Regions from separate parts of the Homo sapiens genome. Here region 1 is linked to region 2. A link is a contact called in ENCODE Hi-C data. All regions are on one chromosome and are shown on one strand. Each heading gives the region's core, a stretch centred on a gene start or an enhancer-like site at or near the end of the contact. The rest is flanking DNA. Distances are from core to core; before and after follow the strand shown. Region 1 overlaps CRYBG1 (crystallin beta-gamma domain containing 1). Region 2 overlaps PRDM1 (PR/SET domain 1).

Region 1 (2,936 bases), core at 90-2,589, 470 kb before region 2:
TAATGCAAAGATTTTATGAGCCCTTCCCTGAAGTGAATCTACCCTTAATATATAAATAATGTATGGCAGTCATGTTCACATGCCATTAACAAAAATTACTGGCCAGGTACAGTGGCTCACAACTGTAATCCCAACTCTTTGGGAGGCCAAGGTGAGAGGATCACTTGTGAGACCCTATCTCTACAGAAAAGTTTTAAAAATTAGCCAGGTATAGTGGCATGCACTTGTGGGCCCCAGCTACTCAGGAGGCTGAGGTGGGAGGATCCCTTGAGCCCAGGAGGTCGAAGCTACAGTGAGCTGTGATTGCACCACTACACTCCAGCCTGGGCAACAGAGCTAGACTCTGTCTCAAACACAAAAACAAAACAATGTTGCTATAAAAATGCCTGTTAAAAGTGTATTATTGTAGGCCAGGCGCAGTGGCTTATGCCTGTAATCCCAGCACTTTGGGAGGCCAAGGCAGGTGGATCACGAGGTCAGGAGATCAAGACCATCCTGGCCAACATGGTGAAACCCCGTCTCTACTAAAAATACAAAAAAGTTAGCTGGGCGTGGTGGCACACGCCTGTAGTCCCAGCTACTCGAGAGGCTGAGGCAGGAGAATCGCGTGAACCCGGGAGGTACAGGTTGAAGTGAGCCGAGATAGTGCCACTGCACTCCAGCCTGGTGACAGAGCAAGACCCCGTCTAAAAAAAATTAAAGTATATTATTCTATATTGAGATGAAAGCACTGTGATAATCTAGGAGACTTTTTCTCATTGACCTATTGAATTCAAAGTTGTTAAATAACATCACTGAAATGTCTGTTAGAAATAACTGCTGAAAGACACCATTTTCTTGGATTAAGACAATTCAAAGGCAGAAAGCTTCTTTTCATGATTCCATATTACAACTACTTCTGTTCCTCCTGCTAGTTCTTCTATGCATGTCCAAACAGTACTTCTGTTTACTGAAAGAATTCCCCCTCCAGCACAACAGACCCAATTAACGAGTTGTACTCCTTTTCGCAAGGCTGTGTTCCTTCTGCTGACTCACGGGGCACCAGGTTTTTTTTGGTTTTTTGTTTTGTTTTGTTTTGTTTTTTTAAAGAAAATCAGGAGCCAACGGTCAAGCTCACAAAATCAAGGAGTAAAAAAGTTTTATCTACCATAGAAGCATGAGCTTCTTTCATAAAAATCTTACTACAGTCAGCTTTTAAGTGTCTGTTAATAGTAGGAATGATGCAGGAGGGACATGGGCCATTTTCTAATTTACAACGTATGACACTTAGGAAATGGACTGTGCAGCACACAGAGGGATCTCTTTACCCTTCATCCCGTTCTGTGGATTTCCCCAAAACAAACCAAGAGTGATTTTTGTTGACAGGGCTGGAGCTTATAGTTTGTTTCTGTAACAGTTACATTAAGGAAAAAGGGAAGAATAACACACTTCCTTTTTCTACTACTATATAAAAATCAAGCATAGAAATAAATATTCTATCTTGGATCAGTGCTATATTTACCTTTCATTTTAAGTTCCTAGACTGGTTCTATCAGAGCTAGGATATACTGTCATGAAAAAAACAAATTCATTTCTGAAAGTACTCCAGGAATTGTGAAATTGCATCTACTTGAAGAAAAGATCAAAAGCATATGAAAGGATGAGTCACCTCCTAGCAAAGCCATCACAGGCCCCCGTGGAATCCTAAAGCTCACCCTGCATTTGATACATCCTTCTTGATAGATCCAAATCTGATCATCGGCCCCGACATCCTCCATGACCTGTATCCTCAGAAGCTTCAGATCCTCTAAGTTTCCATTGGTTGACATGAATAACCCTGTTGCTTTGTTTCGAAGTCTGAAATAAATTCGCTTCTAGAAGACAAAACCCCCAGCAGTTGTTATACCAGATGTGCTGCTGGAAGCACTGAACAAGCATGAATATCAGGAAGAATCCAAAGTGAGATATGGATTAAGGGTAATTACCATACTCAAGAGTCTCAGAGGTTTTAAATTTTCTCAATGAGAAGAGTTTGACAAAATGTCAAAGCGCCTGAGGCAGGGTGCCTGCCTGTGGATAACTGCGTTTGATGTTCAGTTTGATGGCCTTCTGAAGCAGCCACACCTCTTAGCACCAGAAACTGAGCCCAGATTATTGGGGCAGGGAAGGAGTTTATAGGGTGAGGCCAGTTATAAACTTTGAATAAAAAAATTGGATAAAAAGTTGGATTGCATTTACAAAAAAATTTCAGAGAAGAGTCTATGCAGAGCATGGAGAGGAAGAAAATACCTGAACAAAAGGTCGTAGAGAACCTATTTGGCGACAGCCACTGAATTCATACCAATTAGGTACTTCTGCAGGTGACAATAGGAACTGTCGCCCTCTGTAACTGCCATATTCATAAGTAACCCATCTGAAAACAAAAATAACCACAGTAAGTGGCAATTTTCATTTGACAGTGGACCCCAATTACATTTATTTTTAGAATGCTTTCCATTTCTAGACTGAACTATATACTTTTAACATACATTGGGGGAAAAATGATCTTTTCTAGAACACTTAAAAGAAGTAATTTCTTGACAAATAGCAAATTTTTGTTACATGAGTACTTATGCCAAAAAGTTCCATTCTTGAAGAGAAATAGGTAAGTTTTTTCCTCCGTAAAGCAGTGAAATATTGTCTTTTAGTGGATTCCTCAGTTCTTCCTGGGAACTATTCATAAAATAGCTTCAGTTGTAATAATGGGTCTTTAAGTTGTTAATATTTCCAAAGCTCTTAGTAGGTGCTAAATAGGGTTAAATAAAAAGTTTTGTCTGCAGTGAGAGTAATCTTTGTTAAATCTAAAAAACTGCTAAGATACTCAGTTCCCTTCCGCTCAGATGCTACTGCTGCACACCTGAGGAAGTATGGGTTTAAGCGCAGACTGGCGTGGAAGCAGCCCAGCGCCCTCCTCTCTT
Region 2 (2,832 bases), core at 256-2,755:
ATCTCCATCACTAACCACCTACAGGCCAGACATTTCATCGGTTTCATCACATTTGTTCAGAATTCCCTGTGTCCATGGGGATGCTGGATACTTATGGGTGAGCCCCAGCATTTCTCAGCACAGGATGAGAAAGGTGAGCCACCCAGCTCTTTTAGCTCCATTTTTTCCTAACATTTAATGGGTCTGAAGAAATTTCCCTTACTTACCCTCCAAAAATATTTCCTGTTGGCGTTCTTAGGAACTGTGTCATTGGTGTAGATTTCACCTATTAGGGGTCCAAAACGTGTGCCCTTTGGTATGTATTCTTTACTCATCACTCCAATAACCTAAACAGGAAAAAACACAGGAAACAATTACTTTGACTATAAAATGTTAACCAATCTTTTCAATTAAATAAATTGGACTGTCAAGTAGTAATACAACTAACAATGATAAAATTTTGATAAGTAAACAGACATTAATGATGCCTACATAATTAACAAGCTTCACCATAGGGGGAGACCATCTTTTAAAGTCTGAGATCATAAGCAAATACTCAACCAAGCATTAAAACAGTCTAGGGGATTATTGTCTGGTAATACGGGATCTTTTATTTTTATCATTACTTTTTATGCTAGAACAGCGAATATAACCATTCTCTTTTAGAATGAGAATAAGACACTGCAGAATTAGATGGTCAAGATTAGACCATTTCAGCCTGTTCCTAGTTTCCTATTTCTCATTCTCCCTCAAACCATAAGCATAGTGTGCTTGAGGGGAATAAAATAGTTCTGACCTCAGAAACCAAAATAATGTTCTTTGGTTGTTCCATAACAGCCTAAGGAACCAGAAACCAAATGCATTATGTTTTTTTCATTCCAGATGAGGTTTGTGTGTGTGTGTGTGTTTTTTTTTTTTCATAGCTTGTACATTCTCTTTAATAAGAGATCTTTCAAGTAACTTTGTTCTTCTCTGGCCTTCTACTTTGTTCTTCTCGAGTCTTCTACTCAAGAGTGGTCAAAGGCCCTCGTGTGTGTGTGTGTGTGTGTGTGTGTTTTAAAGACAAGGTCTCCCACTATCACTCAGGCTGGAATGCAGTGGCTTGATCTTAGCTCATTGCAGCCTTGACCTCCTGGGATCAAGAGATCCTCCCACCTCAGCCTCCTGAGTAGCTGGGACTACAGGCATGCACCATCACGCCCAGCTAATTTTTGTTGTTATTGTTGAGAAGGGGTCTCACCATGTTGCCCAGCCTTGTCTCAAACTCCTGGACTCAAGCGATCCTCCCACCTCGGCCTCCCAAAGTGCTGAGATTACAGGCTGAGCCACCATGCCTGGCCAAAAGCCCTCCTTTGAAATTAAGTTTATACGGAGGAAAGCTGTAGGTTCTAAGATCTGAGGAAATGACCTCAGACTGGATGCATCACACATTTTAACTTTGTGGGGCCTTGCTAAAGAAACATGTTAACTATACCAGTTCCTCCTTAATAATAAATTTCTCTTTGAAGGGGTAAAAAAATCACCAACCGTGAATCAGGAAGCAATTCGTCACTATTCAATAGAACTCCTCTGTGAGTAGTCCTTTACAACAGTTTGCAGTTACAGTTTTGTTTTGGTTTTTATTCTCTCACTTTCCTAGTTTTATTTTCTTCTCATTCAAGATAGCCTACCTATCACTTTACTGAATTCTTTACTAAAATGGACCAAGGAGGAGGGAGTGGTAATAGATGATAATGTTTATTTTCCAGTTTTTATATTCCCAGTAGCTCCTGTACATTCATGTACCTGAAATGGTAGACTCAAATATGTGAATCGATCCATGCACAGATTGTTCACAGTGGAATCTACAATTTTGGTTACAATATACACCAGTTCCTCATTAAGTCTCATCAATAATTTAAACCTCTATTTAAATAGATATGGCACACCTACATGCCTGTGACAGACTAGCTTTTCTCATTTAAGTGTCTTATCAGCCAATGATTTTTTTTTCTAAAACAATTTAGTATTCAATATACAAATCAATGAAGCATACTCAGACTGGAAAGAGAAAAAAAGAAAATTTTCCTACACCTAACATAAGTTGAAACAAGAGTGTTATTTTTGGTCCTTTAAGAATTTCTGTCAGAGAGCTGAAAAAAGCAGATGTTCATTTCATCCTCCTCCTCTGCCTTCATTTACATCTATCTGCCCTTTTAATCACCGTTTGTCATTATTGGTATTTGTTGGCAGTAAAACTACTGGGGACAAGAGTATCTCAGAGCAGTCTTGAGATATAAATATATATATTTAAAGCTTTAGTAGACTTATTCAGAGGCTCATTGTTTTGGACATATTATTATTGAATCTAATTAATTTGGAAAATTAATGGAATTGAATTCTATGACATGCAAATCATTTAACATTCATATTTCAGTGATTATTCCATAATATTAGAATGACAAACAGGAAAAACAAATCATGCCATTTGTTGGTGAGCCAATAATTAGCAGTTGATATTTTCAACATATCTACTTTACAACAGTAATTTTAAGAAAGGCACTCAACTGGTTCATCAACTTTGTTTTAAATTATAGTCTCTTACAGATGGTGTCTTGGGAGTCAGAGCTTGATTACCAAAACGGAGCACTGCACTGAGGTCGTGGTTCTTCTTCCAAATTGCCATTCTTTTACAGAATGGGCCTCTAGGTTTTCAGTTATCCATCTTACACACATTTTCTTGTGCCCAAAAAGAAGTCAACTAGAAAGCATAAGCTACCCAATACCTATTTGAGCACAACTATAGACTCATCACTAGTAAGCTATAAAGCAGCACCGGAAGTAGCTCTTGCCATCTCTAACCTTACAAATTCA

Evidence for each region. Hi-C counts contacts between places; a loop is a spot of excess contacts on that map. Pooled maps may share reads with other maps.
Region 1: a loop to region 2 is called in a map with no recorded cell type, with 4 times the contacts of the local background. The contact joins two enhancer-like sites. A Hi-C loop is called at or near these places in 1 of 168 maps with a recorded cell type or tissue (K562), 1 of 37 single-sample maps with no recorded cell type and 7 of 50 pooled maps.

What each region holds. Positions count from the first base shown.
Region 1 is chr6:106,560,259-106,563,194 of GRCh38, reverse strand. CRYBG1 (crystallin beta-gamma domain containing 1) reads right to left here. Exons shown (of 22, transcript NM_001371242.2): 19 at 2,269-2,392; 20 at 1,695-1,853. Among named protein-coding and RNA genes, the nearest start is that of RTN4IP1, 68 kb to the left of the region's middle. Within about 2 kb of position 1,339, at least 4 of the 41 ENCODE cell types and tissues checked have a DNase peak (open chromatin) inside an H3K27ac peak, as active enhancers do.
Region 2 is chr6:106,093,109-106,095,940 of GRCh38, reverse strand. PRDM1 (PR/SET domain 1) reads right to left here. Exons shown (of 7, transcript NM_001198.4): 3 at 207-326. Among named protein-coding and RNA genes, the nearest start is that of PRDM1, 8.2 kb to the right of the region's middle. Within about 2 kb of position 1,505, at least 2 of the 41 ENCODE cell types and tissues checked have a DNase peak (open chromatin) inside an H3K27ac peak, as active enhancers do.